3 separate regions of the Homo sapiens genome follow, and regions 1 and 2 are each linked to region 3. The links are chromatin contacts, found by Hi-C or POLR2A ChIA-PET in ENCODE. All regions are on one chromosome and are shown on one strand. The core of a region is the stretch at or near the end of the contact, and the rest is flanking DNA. Distances in the headings are between cores, read along the strand shown.

Region 1 (4,874 bases), core at 1,110-3,609, 590 kb before region 3:
ATTTAGAATGCCAATAAGGCAGTATCTACTCTTTCTATGAAATAGAAAGCTAAGCAGTAGAAGCCCGTGTATGGTATTTCATTTGGGAGACAAAAGAAGAAAGACATATTTCAAACAGATGGAAAGTGAAATATAATAAAGTTATACTTGCCTGCATTAATTTTCCTTCTGCTGGAGTTATTTCAGCAACACCAGCAAACACACCTTCCAAAGTGAGATTCAGTTTTCCTGTGGGGTCCATTTTCAAGGGGATCACTCTGATAATAGCTTTCTGTTCTGCTGATCTTTCAGACTCCACCGCTGCTGCCAGTACCAGTCCTGTGCGTCCAAAGCCTGCCTGCAGGGTAGCCATCAGCAGCCAGGGCCAGAGGGCAGCCAGCTGCAGCTGGTGGCCACCACTCATGCTACCAGCTGCAGCAATGCACTTCAACCATACATACTGCTTCCACTAGCTAATACCAAATGCAGGTTCTCAGATCCAGACAAATGGAGGAAAAGAACATTTATGCTTCCGTTTCAGAAAGCCAAGTCGTAGTTTTGGCCCTTCCTTTCTCTAAAGTTTATTCCCAAAAACAGGTAGCATTCCTGATTGGGCAGAGAAGAGGATATTTTCAGCCCACATCTGCTGCAGGTATGTCATTTTCTCCCATCTTCACTGTGACTAGTAAAGATCTCACCACTTCTCTTTGGAATTTCCAACTTTGCTTGTGATTGAATGTCACTTCGTGAATTTGTATTATGTCAGATCACTTGGCATTGCTCTTCCATATGCATCAAGTTGCCAGGCACTAAACCCAATGTTCATGAACAAAACAAGGCAAAGTAAACAGCTAAGGCCATGCATCAAAGGTGAGCGTGAAGAACTCCAGCTCAGAAAAGGAAGGGATGGCCCTTTTTAAGCCATAATATGTGTTAATGGTAAATGACTAAATACCACAAGGAGATTTTTTTTTTAATGGAGGAGAAGAGGGAACAATAATAAAAATTTCAGGCCACACGTTGATGTCCAAAGATGCTACAATATGTATTTAGAAAAGTTTCCACATTAAACTGTATTTCAGTGTGGCCAGGTTTCTAGGCCCACTGCATTTACATACTTTTCATGAACTTAGACATACCATAATTTTTTGTGTTTTACCAAAATTTGCCTATAAATTAGGTGCTAATTTATGTATCTTCACACATTACAGGATAATCCTGAGCATCACAACCTTTTCCAACTTTCATAATTAGAGTATTTGAAAAGGTTAGCTTTCCAATTATTTTTCCCAGTTAAAATTCATATTTCCATCTCCATTTTCTTTTCTCTCTTAAGGATTCTTGATTTTATTCTCCAGCTCGGAAATGCCGAGCACTTTGATTTCCCATGAGATGCTTTTGGAAACTACTTTAATATCCAGATTTTATGATCTGTAATTTTCTAGGTTCATAAGAAAAACAAAGGACTATTCCTCACATGTATCCAAATTCCCTGAGGGGGTAGGGAATAAAAGGTAGGGGGAGCAGGGAGGCGATTAACCACAGGCTCTAGGTAGAATACCCTGAAAAAATACAAATAATCTTGAGTAGAATAGATCTGTGCTATTTCTAGGCACTATGAAAATTTGCGTCTTTGTACAAACACAGAATAAGATTTTTAAAATGTGCACCCTTAAGTAAATATAAATACACCTCACCCACAAAGCCCTCTGTGTTCCAAGGTCAAGTTTAAAAATATTATAAAGTCTTCAGAATAAGTGCTGAAAAGCCAAGCAATTGAACATGAACCTGTTATATGGATTCTTTTCTTTTGCTGAGGCAGAGGGAGGGGGGAAAAAGGAATTTCAAAAGAAATCTGCAAACCTGTTGCGCTGTCGGGCCCACTGGAATCCACGGGGGTGAAACAAATTCAATTATGCTTTTACAGATCCTGCTCAAAAAAGGTTTCAACTGCTTAACCAAGTACAGCTCATTCTTCCACCTTCTTACTCTGCAACCAAACCAAGTGCCCCATACTACAGGTAGGTGCCGAGAAATTCCGCAGCCTGAAAAAATAATCCATGCAGGTCAAAGGCAGAAATTTACTCCGGGATGAGAGATGCTGTCCCCTAGAACTAAATTAAACACTTACAGAAAATCCAAAATCATTTCTGAAACCTCCTTGCTAACAAAAGTTCTTTTTTTCTCCAAACAGCATATAAAATGATCAAGTCTTGAAAGAGAAAAGAAGCAAAGTAGCAAATACATCAACAATTCACTATCAGAAACACATAAAATCCCAGAGAGAGAGAAGGCAGTATCTCTGAATCATGGATGGACTTGGAAAGTTCGGAAGGATTCCGAGTGCTTCCTTTCAGAAAGACAATTCTGGATCAACTCCCTAGAGCAGGAAGCCTGTGGTTTGTAATTGGTGTTCTAGCTCTGACTCCCTCCCCTGGGACTGCAATCACGCTCTCTACCTGCTGACAAAGTGAGGGTGGAGCTGCTAGAGGCAACCACTCCCCACCCTGCCCCCCTCCTCCTGGTGCTCACACACAACACTTACTTAACCAGACCCGTTCTTTCGCTCTCCCCCCTCCCTCAGCTCCTCTACTCCCTCTACTGAGCCACAGCTAAACTGCATCCAATTCGATCCCGAGTACCTTTCTCTGGGTAAGCAAGCTACCACATGCAAATCAGGGCCACTCAAAGATATCTAAGCAGACTCTGCACCCAACAGAGCATAGATGATGGTATGAGGAAATAAACAGAAAAAAATAAAGGTAATCCGGAAGATAAAAGAATGGACACAAGGTTTTGCAAATATAAGTTCAAAAGGATTTCTGCTCATTCCAAGTTTGAGTGTCTATAAATGGCAGAAAGCCAGAATAAAGTGATCCTGTGTTTTAGTACTTACTGATTTATTGCTGCTTATGTCTGCTACCCTGGGAAGGGCTCTGTCCATTTTATGCTTAGCTTTTCTTCAGCTCTTACTAATTTAAATTCAGTAGCTCTGTCTAAACTGTGCCTATATGGAACTTTCAAATCAGGTTGATGTCAGATGTCTGGAATCCAACTGTTATTTTCTTTTCAATCTTTGGGAGGTGAAATAATACTATGGATCAGACCTATGCCTTCAATGTAAGACTCCAAATAAGTCCATGTCATAAATACAAGCCAAAGGGTAAAATATGATTAATGAGAAGAACATAGGCAAAAAGAAAATGAATTTCTGGCTAATTACCACATTCATGAACTATAATCCTTATTACTACCCTGCCATTAGAAATAATACAACAGTTTCTAATACATTTATAACATTTGAAGTTTCAAATTACCAGATTATATTTGACTGTGGTGAGACATTTTATTTCTGAACCGCTGCCATAAACTTTCAAAATTATACAAATGAACAACAATGTGGATATAGTTAAATCTAGTGAACTGTACACTTAAAAATGGTTATGATAGTAAATTTTATGTGTTTCTTACCTCATGTAAAAACGAATCTCTGATCATCTGTAAAATGCTGATGATAATAATTACGATAGGTCTGTTGTAAAGATTAAATGACATAATGCCTCTGAAAGCAAAAAGGATGAGTAGCCTATTGACCTTCAACATTGTTTCCCCTGTAGATAAGGTTTATGACAGTAGTTTCAGAATTTCAGATCTAATAACTAACCTAGATCAAAGACAAATTCGAAAATAAATTTTTTGTTTATTTTTGTTGTTTGAGACAGGGTCTTGTGTTACCCACGCTGGAGCACAGTTGTGCCATCATGGCTCACTGCAGCCTTGACCTTCATGGCCTCCCACCTCAGCCTCCAGAGTAGCTGGGATCACAGGTGCGTCCCACCACACCCTGCAAATTTTTTTTTTTTTTTTTTTGAGACGGAGTCCCGCTCTGTTGCCCAGGCTGGAGTGCAGTGGCGCTATCTCGGCTCACTGCAAGCTCCGCCTCCCGGTTCATGCCATTCTCCTGCCTCAGCCTCCCGAGTAGCTGGGATTACAGGCGCCCGCCACCACGCCCAGCTAATTTTTTGTATTTTTAGTAGAGACGGGGTTTCACCGTGTTAGCCAGGATGGTCTCCATCTCCTGACCTTGTGATCCACCCGCCTCGGTCTCCCAAAGTGCTGGGATTACAGGCGTGAGCCACTGCGCCTGGCCAACACCCTGCAAATTTAAAAAAAATTTTTGTTGGGCCAGGCGTGGTGACTCACGCCTATAATCCCAGCACTTTGGTTGACCAAGGTGGGTGGATCACGAGGTCGGGAATTTGAGACCAGCCTGACCAACATAGTTTAATTTAACATAGTTAAACTAAAAAATAACCTACAAATGGGCTTTGCCTCATCTATTCCTGCTTAAAACGTGCAAAGGAATGAAAAGACCTAGCCCTAGTAATTAATACACACACTTAATTGACAGAAAGAAGACAGTTACAAATGTGGTTGCCCTCTCTTGAGGAAACTCTGAGATTTGGAAATGATGATGATATGCATCATGAACCTGGAGACTTGGAGAAACTCAAGATCAAACCAAACAGCTCTATGTAGCTTAGTTCACTGTTTTAGATCACCAGAATTGCAAGAGCAATTATTCTTCAGCTTCAAAGTTTTGGAGTTACCCTCTAGGGTTGATATACTACTACATTTTCCTAGAGATGTCATAAAGATGCCATCACTATTGTAATGAAATGCCTAAGTCTCAATGACATCTACTAGCTAGTCTTATACATGAGATAGATCATCCTTCAGGATCTACTTTCACCTCTGGATTGATTAAATTTATCAAAGATCATTCATCCTTTTCCAAAAATGTAGGTTTCTGTAAAACATGTCTAAGAATTGTCCTTATCCCTAACGGCATTTAAAAAATTCCATTGCTATTCAAGTACAAATGAAAAAAAACT
Region 2 (4,376 bases), core at 1,858-4,357, 520 kb before region 3:
ATTTACTCTCCTAGCTGAAGGTGAAGAATGAATGAATGATTACACCCTGTTGGTTTCTTGGTATACTGCTTCATATCATGGACTCTTTAAACAGAGAAATGGAATATTGCCACCCTTGCCTTCCTGGAAGAGGGGGAAGAGCATCAAAAATCAAGTCTACAGGCCTGGCGCAGTGGTGGCTCACGCCTGTAATCCCAGCACTTCCAGAGGCCAAGGTGGGCAGATCACTTGAGCCCAGGAGTTCCAGACCAGCCTGGGCAACAGAGTGAAACCCTGTATCCACCAAAAATACAAAAAATTAGCTGGGTGTGGTGGCCACGCCTGTAGTCCCAGCTACTCGGGAGGCTGAGGTGGGAGGATCCCTTGAGCCCGGGAGGTGGAGGTTGCAGTGAGCCAAGATCTTGCCACTGCACTCCAGCCTGGGGGACAGAGTGAAACCCTATCTCAAAAAAAAAAAAAAAAAATCAAGTCTATAAAATAATTTGGCCATGTGAAGTGGCTCACACCTGTAATCCCAGCACATTGGGAGGCCAAGATGGGCGGATCACCTGAGGTCAGGAGTTCAAAACCAGCCTGGCCAACATGGTGAAACCCCATCTCTACTAACAATACAAAAATTAGCGAGGTGTGGTGGCAGGCACCTGTAAAATCCTAGCTACTCTGGAGGCTGAGGCAGAAGAATCACTTGAACCCGGGAGGCAGAGGTTGCAGTGAGCGGAGATCTTGCCATTGCACGCCAGCCTGGGCAACACAGTGAGACTTAATCTCAAAAAGTAAAATAGGCAGGGCGCAGTGGCTCAGGCCTGTAATCCCAGCACTTTGGGAGGCCAAGGCTGGCGGATCACCTGAGGTCAGGAGTTCGAGACCAGCCTGGCCAACCTGGTGAAACCTCGTCTCTACTAAAAAATATAAAAATTAGCCGGGCATGGTGGCACGCGCCTGTATTCCCAGCTACTCAGGAGGCTAAGGAATGAGAATTGCTTGAACCCGAGAGGCGGAGGTTGTGGTGAGCCGAGATCGCGCCATTGCACTCCAGCCTGGGTGACAAGAGCGAAACTCCGTCTCAAAAAAATAAACAAATAATAAAAAATAAATAATCCACTATCACAGAGGGTTTCTTAACTTTTACTAAATACAGATGTATACCAAAAAGTTTTTTCAATACTGAAAGATTGTAGCCAATAGTGAAAACTCCAAAGGCTGTAAATGTGAGCTTTCTAAAATTCTTTTTTAACTAAAACTTGACAGCTGTAAAGAAAACCATCTTTGCCTTATGTTTGTCTAATCATACCCCTTTAAGGAAGCATCAAGCTCTAATTTGCTTCAATGAAAGAAATGTGTAGCCAATTCATTCTACATAGGAACTATATCTTGTAAGCCACGATGTATCGTTGTATTTTTGCTCTTAAGGTATATAAACAACGTCTACCATTCTACACATTAACCAGAACCTTAAATCTGATGATTGTCGTAGCACTTCTAAGATTTCTTAGATGTGCCAATAGGTGGAAGGTGGCAGCCCTCTTCAAGGACAAATTTCCACTGCAGGCACCTTTTCCAAAACTTTCCCTTGCCTGCTATTGTAATGTTCTAAGTTCTCTCTTTTTTTTTTTTTTTTTTTTTTTGAGACCGAGTCTCGCTCTGTTGCTCAGACTGGAGTGCAGTGGCACTATCTCGGCTTACTGCAACCTCTGCCTCCTGGGTTCAAGCGATTCTCCTGCCTCAGTCTCCTAAGTAGCTGGGATTACAGGCGTGCACCACCATGCCTGGCTAATTTTTGTATTTTTAGTAGAGACGAGGTTTCACCCTGTTGGTTAGGCCGGTCTCAAACTCCTAACCTCGTGATGCACCCGCCTCGGCCTCCCAAAGTGCTGGGATTACAGGCGTGAGCCACCACGCCCAACCGTAATGTTCTAAATTCTCTTGACTACGATTTTGTTCCATCCCGCCTTAACCCGTAGGGTGACTCCACTCTGCTTCCCACGGGAGCAAAGGAGCCCCTTTTGTTTCTTCCAGACCCAATGTTTCAACGAAGGACTACTGAGTCCACATGTTTACAGTGGACAGTGTGGGTCTCAGGAAGGTAAACGGAGGCTTACAACCAGGTAAACTCCTGGGGTTCAAACCGGGGACGAGTAGAAGGGAGCCTAAGAGGCGGAGGTCCCTTTTGCTGCCAGTGGGCTCAGAAGGGGCCGAATGCTTACGGACCCTCCAGGGGAGGGCCGGTGGCCACCGTGCTGGTGCCGCTGAGAACGGCGGCGGTGGCGGGACCGCCAGTCTCGGGAAGCACAGCGGCCAATGGGTCCCCGGCGCCTTTCCGACGCCCATAGCGTGAGGACGTGCGAAAATGCGCCCTCCAGCGGCGGTTGCTCCCCGCCGCCCATGTGCCCACTGTGGGCGAGGGCACGGGCAGTCCGGACTCACCGTGCGGCTCGGGCCGGGGCCCCGCGGGCGGCGGCGGCTGCTGGTGCTGCAGTGGCGCGGTGGCGGCGGAGGCCGAGGTGATGAGCAGCCGCTGGAAGCGGTTGGGCGGGCGGCAGGGCACCTCCAGGCCGGCCGCCAGCTTGGCCTTGTTGGCGCTGGTGAGGCGCTTGAGGTGCACGAGCAGCTGTGGCTGGTCGCGGCGGAAGTGCGGGTTGTGGAAGTGATGGAGCGGCCCATTGCCTGCCGGTTTGCCGCCCCCCGGCCCGCCCAGCACCACCTTGCGGAAGCCGTAGAGGTTGAGCTGGCGGATGAAGCTGGTGAAGCTGGTGGTTTTGAAGAGCTCGGGCTCGGCCCCGGCCCCCGCAGTCCCGCCACCGCCCCCCGGCCCGGGCGGGCTGAGCAGCTCGGCCTCGAAGAGCGGCTGATCGATAAGCAGCCCCTCGCCGCGGCCGTCCCAGCGGATGGAGCGGTAGCGCGGGCTGTTCACCAGGCGCCACAGCTTGGCGGGGAAGTTGTTGGGGTTGATGGGGGTGGAGAGCAGCGCCTCCATCGCCCCGCCGGGCCGGGGCCTCGCCCCCCGAGCCTAGCTCTCCCACACCGTTCTCGATCCCTCCCCGGCCTTCGCCTCGCCCTGCCCGCTCCTGCCGGCGCCCATCCGCCGCGTACCAGGGACCGTTGGCGCACGAGGCCCCGCGGCGCCTCCCAGCGCGGCCAATGGGGCCTCGAGTTCCCGCCACGCGGCGTGGGCACCTCCCCCTCGGCGGCCGCGTGCCCCAGCTCGGCCCGCCGGACGCCTGCGGGACCCGGGCAGGAGCCCCTTCCCCAGGCGTTCCCAGACTTCAGGCCGGGAAGGCTGTCTGCCGGGGTGTTCTAAGTCCTGACAAGAGAGAAGCCCAGTTATCCACCGTGGAATACCAAGAGGCGTGTGTTTCGGCCCAGCCAACTAGTGGAGACTTGGAATGCAGAGAAAGTGTGCGTTAGGCAGCAGAGTTGGTCGTTCTGGGGACCAAAGGGTCTGGTCTGTAATCTTTGCTAACAGTGGAACTGCTTACCTCTCAAACAAAAATGATGCTACTGGAGGTATAATATCTTGAGTAAACGAACTCACCTTTTAGATAGTAGCCCTTTGTATCTTTTAAGATACACTCTTTTAAGTCAGTATTTGTTCAAGACAATTTACTCAAGGTTAGATGAAAACTGAGGTCCCTAGGAGGAGGGAATCACAAGAATCTAAGTACTATCTTGTGTGCCTGCCCAACTAGCTGGTGGCATTTTAGACATTAAAGAGAAATAAAGATGGGACAGAATTCTACGGTATCCATAAGAATCGATCCCTAGCCAATCAATAAATAAGAATGTAACAAGAGCTGTGCTGATTCAAAAAGAGAGGTTCATTTGAAAACGGAAATTGGCCGGGCGCAGTGGCTCATGTCTGTAATCCTAACACTTCGGGAGGCCGAGCTGGGTGGACTGCTTGAACCCAGGAGTTCGAGACCAGCCTGGCCAACATGGTCAAACCCTGTCTCTACTAAAAATACAAAAATTAGCCAGCGTGGTAGCATACCTGTAGTCCCAACTGTTCAGGAGGCTGAGGCAGGAGAATCGCTTGAACCCAGAAGGCGGAGGTTGCAGTGAGCCGAGATCGCACCACTGCACTCCAGCCTGGGGAACAGAGGGAGACTCCATCTCAAAATAAATAAATTGGAAATTGCTGGGAGAAAGGGGTACAATGTTCTACTCTTCTCATGGTCAAAGAATAAGTGAATATTAAGTTTTTTTAGAAATGAAAATAAAACGACCCAACAAAGCAGCACTAATATAGAGATTTTATTTAAACTGTATTGAATTTTTACAGCACATTGCATGTTTGTCACAACGCAACTGCACAGTTTGGATTTTTGGCCACATCATGTCACTTACACCCACAACAGCTCTGAAAGGAGTATTTGATG
Region 3 (4,821 bases), core at 1,505-4,004:
ATAGCTCACTGCAGCCTCAAACTCCTAAGCTCAAGGGATACTTCCGCCTTAGCCTCCCAAGTAGATAGGTCCACAGGTACATGACACCATGCCCTGCTAATTTAAAAATTTTTTGGAGGGACAGGGTCTTGCTATAATATGTTGCCCAGGCTGGTCTTGAAATCCTGGGCTTGAGAAGAGATCCTCCCACTTTAGCCTCTTACAGTGCTGGGATTACAGGTCACTGTGCCTGGCCACATCAGTTGATTTTTAAAAGAATAATTCTATAAAAAGTATTTGTTTCAGCAAGATAGCAATCAAGAAAACCTGAAAATCTTTCTGCTACAAATCCTTACAAATAGCAAGATAAAATATAAATGTAAAACATTATTTTAATGAACAAGCACATTAAAAGGCAGAAAGGAAATCCACAGTGTCAGAAACAAAGAAAGATAAGGAACTTTCATTAGTGGGTCAGGGACCACAGTTGCCCTGGAGAGCTTCCTGTGAGGATTTTTAAACACTGCCTTGGGATAGAAAAATGAACCCCCCACAGAAAGGGAATTAAAAGTGAGACTAAAACTCCACCCCCTGCATAATGTTAAAATTTTTGTTTGTTTTCTTGAGACAGGGTCTCACTCTGTTACCCAGGCTGGAGTACAGTGGTGCAATCATGGCTTACCACAGCCTTGACCTCCCAGGGCTCAGATGATCCTCCCACCTCAGCCTCCCAACAGGCCTGTGCCATCACACCTGGCTAATTTTTGTAATTTGTTAGTAGACATGGGATTTCGCCATGTTGCCCAGACTGGTCTTCAACTCCTGAGCTGAAGTGATTCACCCGCTTTGGCCTCCTAAAGTGGTGGCATTACAGGCATGAGCCACCATGCCTGGCCAATGCTAAAATTCCTATTGAAAGAACAGACTAGAAAAATGTCTGCCTACTGGCATAGGAAAACAGCAAGGAATTTTGTCTGTTTCTACTGGGCTCTGAAGAGGGGGAAAAAAGTCTTACCTCAAAATTCAAAGTAAGATTTATGTGCCTAATTTCGGTTTGGGATTTAAGGTTGAGGTTCAAATTTTAAGAAATTAACATAAAAATTGTTCAGGAGCTAGTGTTATTTGAATAAAGCAAAAGTAAAATCCTCTCTGGAAGGAAGGTTCTAGGTACAATGGAGCAAGCACATTCCACTCTATCTTTTCCACTGAAAGTAGCAATAAAACCTGGAGAGATGGGTAGTGTAGTTATTTAAGGATATTCATAGTTATTTACTTTGAAAAGTAAATAGAAACAGGCATACTGATGAAGACTGAATTTGAATGACAGCAAAACTGGCAGATTAAAACAAGACCCAGAGTCTTATTAAAAAAAAAAAAAAAAACCTAATGAAAATGTTCAGGATACAACCCCAAATTATTCAGCATATGAAAAACCAGGAAAGACAACCAACAAACATCAATGATGAGATGACACAGATGTCTGGAATTATTTAAGGGCTTTAAAGCTAGATAAAATGCTCATCAGCCAGGCCTGGTGGCACATGCCTGTAGTCCCAGCTACTTGAAAGGCTGAGGCAGGAGGATCGCTTGAGCCCAGGAGTTTGGGACTAGCCTGGGCAACTTAGCAAAGCCCCATCTCTATAAAAAAAAAAAAAAAAAAAAAAAATTTAAAAATTAGCCAGGCACACATTGGTGTGCACCTGTAATTGTCCTAGCTACTAGGGAGGCTGAGGAGGGAGGCCCACTTGAGCCCAGGAGTTCAAGCCTGCAGTGAGCTATGATTGTACCACTGTACTCCAGCCTAGGTAACAGAACACAAGACCCTGAGGGACAGAGGAAGGAAGGAAGAATTAAGAATGAAGGGGATAAAGGGACTGGTCTAAATTGTGTCAAATAGAATGCCATAGAGATAGCAAAAATAACAAAGGAGAGACAATAGATAAAAGGAAAAAAGTTGAAAATTTTGTAGAATTATAAAAAACATTCTGAATTAAATACAAATAAAACATATCAAAATTTGTGGGATGTGACTATAGCAGTGCTTAAAAGGAAAGGTATGACATTATTTATATTAGAAGAGAAAATATCTCAAATCAATAATCTAAACTACTACTTTAAGAAACTAGAAAAAGGAAATTAAACTCAAAGCAAGTAAAAGGAAGGAAATAATAAAAAACATAATAAAATCAGCAGAAAAACAAAAAAACCACAATGAAACAAAATGGTGTTTCTTTGAAAAGATCGATAAAGTTAAAAAAGCCTCTAGGTAGATTCACTAACAAAAAGAGAGCAAACAAAATTTCCAATATCAGGAATGAAAGAGGACATCAACTACAGGTTCTATAAACAGTAAAATATAATAAAATGCTATCAGTAACTGTATGCTCATGAAACCAAAAACAGATGAAATGAGCAAATTCTTTCCTAGGTACAAACTACCAAAGGTTACTCAAGGAAAAATCGATGGGTATTTTAACTCTTAAAGAAATAAAATCTGCTCTAGTTTAAAAAGCTTCCAACAAAGGCAACTGTGGCCCCACATGGCTTCAGTGGTACACTCTTCCTTTTCTCTTTTTAAGAAGAGTTTGGTTAGCATTATTTCAGCCTTAAATATTTAGAAATCGTCTCCATCTTCAGCAAAACAAAAAAACAAAAAAACAAACTTTCCTGTTCTAAAAGAGTGAAGAGTTTACAACAATTTTATGAAGTAGGGGAAAAAGAAAAAGAGCAGAGACGGTTAAAGAGGCCAAAACTAGCTAGTTCTGTGAAGCACCACCTCCACCTTGTGGCCCTTCATGGAACTGTTGCTGAAAACACTAAAACACACTGAGTTGAACTTCAAGGCACAAATTTGACCTCTTATTAGTAGTGTTTCTGAATTCCCGACAAATACCAACCTTCAGGATTCAAAAACAATGAATTGGAATTCTCTGGAATTCCCCAAATCTACATTATTCTTTTAAAAAAGTTATTAAATACATTTTTCAAACTCTATTCATTACATGTGTATCTTTTTTTTTTGAGACGGCGTCTCACTCTGTCACCCAGGTTGGCGTGCCACTGCGTGATCTCAGCCTACTGCAACCTCCACCTCCCAGGTTCAAGCAATTCTCCTGTCTCAGCCTCCCAAGTAGCTGGGATTACAGGCATGTGCCACCACACCCAGCTAATTTTTTTGTATTTTTAGTAGAGATGTGTTTCACCATACTGGCCAAGCTGGTCTCGAACTCCTGACCTTGTGATCTACCCGCTTCGGCCTCCCAAAGTGCTGGGATTATAGGTGTGAGCCACCGCATCCAGCCTACATGTGTATCTTTAAAACAAATCATTTAATTAGTATTTGTAAGAGCTGAGGCCTATAGTGAATATTCAAATGCTAGACTGCATGTGGGTATTACTGGGTAGTATGTGAATAATGTCACGTTTAGAACTCAGCAAGGTTTACAGTACTATGCAGAATCACATGTTAATAAAAATGCCAATATAAGGATTTTGCTTCAAAATCTTTCTTGGAACACCAATCAATTTTTATTAAGTATACCATGTGTAAACTCATTATTATTTACTTAGCAGCAGACAGGGCCATGAACACACATAAAACGGCGATATTTATAATGAGGACTGATTTGTAATCACTTCTTTCCAAGGAGCTCCTGTTGACCTTAACCTTTGATTCCAGGTATCAGTATTTCCAGTTTTTACTTTCAACTTGCCCTAAGTAGATTCCTTCAAATCAGTAATGTTTCTGTGTTGTTAAAATTAATTCTAATAAGACAATTAGAATAATGTTTTCCATTTATTAAACTTCTTGACTAATTTTTTTCAGAATTCAAAAAAAACACACATTTCCCAAGAAATGCTAGGAAGAAATTCCTGCATGAAAACGCCTGGTCTTTTATCAAGCACTAAGATCTGGAAGTTTCCTACCTTTGTGAATGTAAAGAAAAAGACAAATGGCTGGACGTCAATGATAGCAATTACAAGATACTATTAATTGTAAGGAGCTTCAGAGATTGTTAACGCAAAAGAAATCTGCATCTTATTACTCTGTCAATCATCTACCATATTTTTTGAGCACCTACTATGTATGTGCTCAGTAAAGCTAACTTGAGTTATAACTCCCTTAAATCAAGTTGCTCGAATTTCAGATGCTATGGAAAATACATTAACCACCTGGTACAGATGACACTTTATATTCTAGTCACCAACAATTTATCTGCCTTTCTCCTTTCGAAGAGGACCCTGATATTGTTCAGGTATTTTCCCTTACCACATATCCATGTGGAACGAGTTGGTGAGGGAGACCAACTAACTGGACTTGGCTGGCTGGGTGCGCGGTGGCTCATGCCTATAATCCCAGCACTTTGGGTGGCCAAGGCAGGCAGATTGCCCGAGGTCAGGAGTTCGAGACCAGCCTGGCTAACATGGCAAAACCCCGTCTCTACTAAAAATACAAAAATTAGCCGGGCATGGCAGCAGATGCCTGTAATCCCAGCTACTTGGGAGGCTGAGGCAGGAGAATCGCTTGAACCTGGGAGGTGGAGGTAACAGTGAGTCAAGATTGCACCACTGCACTCCAGCCTGGGCGACAGAGCAACACTCTGTCTCCAAAAAATAAATAAATAAATAAATAAATAACTGGACTTGGCCACTTTCCTTGACAGTGGCTGACGAGATAGAAGAGGAAGTTGTTGAGGTGCTTAGAGAAAGGTTGTTGCTGGAGATATATAGAATAAATCAATCCTCTTCCACTCCCAGAATGCTGTTCTGACTCTGATGTCTAGAACTGCAGCAAACATCTTACCGCCCTGAGAAGAGCTAAGCCTCTCACTCAGAATAGCA

The links. A loop is a pair of places that touch in the nucleus more often than their neighbours do. ChIA-PET counts read pairs that join two places held with the same protein, here RNA polymerase II (POLR2A). Pooled maps may share reads with other maps.
Region 1: a map of CD4-positive, alpha-beta T cell shows a loop between it and region 3 (12-fold over the local background). The contact joins the promoter of RNF43 here to the enhancer-like site in region 3. A Hi-C loop is called at or near these places in 1 of 168 maps with a recorded cell type or tissue (CD4-positive, alpha-beta T cell) and 6 of 50 pooled maps. POLR2A ChIA-PET finds 5 or more read pairs at or near these places in 2 of 52 experiments (HCT116 and activated CD4-positive, alpha-beta T cell).
Region 2: a loop to region 3 is called in a pooled map, with 3 times the contacts of the local background. The contact joins the promoter of HSF5 here to the enhancer-like site in region 3. A Hi-C loop is called at or near these places in 4 of 50 pooled maps. POLR2A ChIA-PET finds 5 or more read pairs at or near these places in 2 of 52 experiments (CD4-positive, alpha-beta T cell and activated B cell).

What each region holds. Positions count from the first base shown.
Region 1 is chr17:58,415,175-58,420,048 of GRCh38, forward strand. It overlaps RNF43 (ring finger protein 43), which reads right to left and starts at 2,360. Exons shown (of 10, transcript NM_017763.6): 1 at 1,843-2,360; 2 at 152-788. The coding sequence starts at 403.
Region 2 is chr17:58,485,301-58,489,676 of GRCh38, forward strand. HSF5 (heat shock transcription factor 5) reads right to left here and starts at 3,108. Exons shown (of 6, transcript NM_001080439.3): 1 at 2,425-3,108. The coding sequence starts at 2,974. It overlaps MTMR4 (myotubularin related protein 4), which reads right to left. Exons shown (of 18, transcript NM_001378067.1): 18 at 4,237-4,376. RefSeq lists silencers at 2,390-2,509, 2,770-2,819.
Region 3 is chr17:59,002,302-59,007,122 of GRCh38, forward strand. The region is part of intron 22 of TRIM37 (tripartite motif containing 37); the gene reads right to left. Among named protein-coding and RNA genes, the nearest start is that of TRIM37, 100 kb to the right of the region's middle. RefSeq lists an enhancer at 1-151. Within about 2 kb of position 2,755, at least 2 of the 41 ENCODE cell types and tissues checked have a DNase peak (open chromatin) inside an H3K27ac peak, as active enhancers do.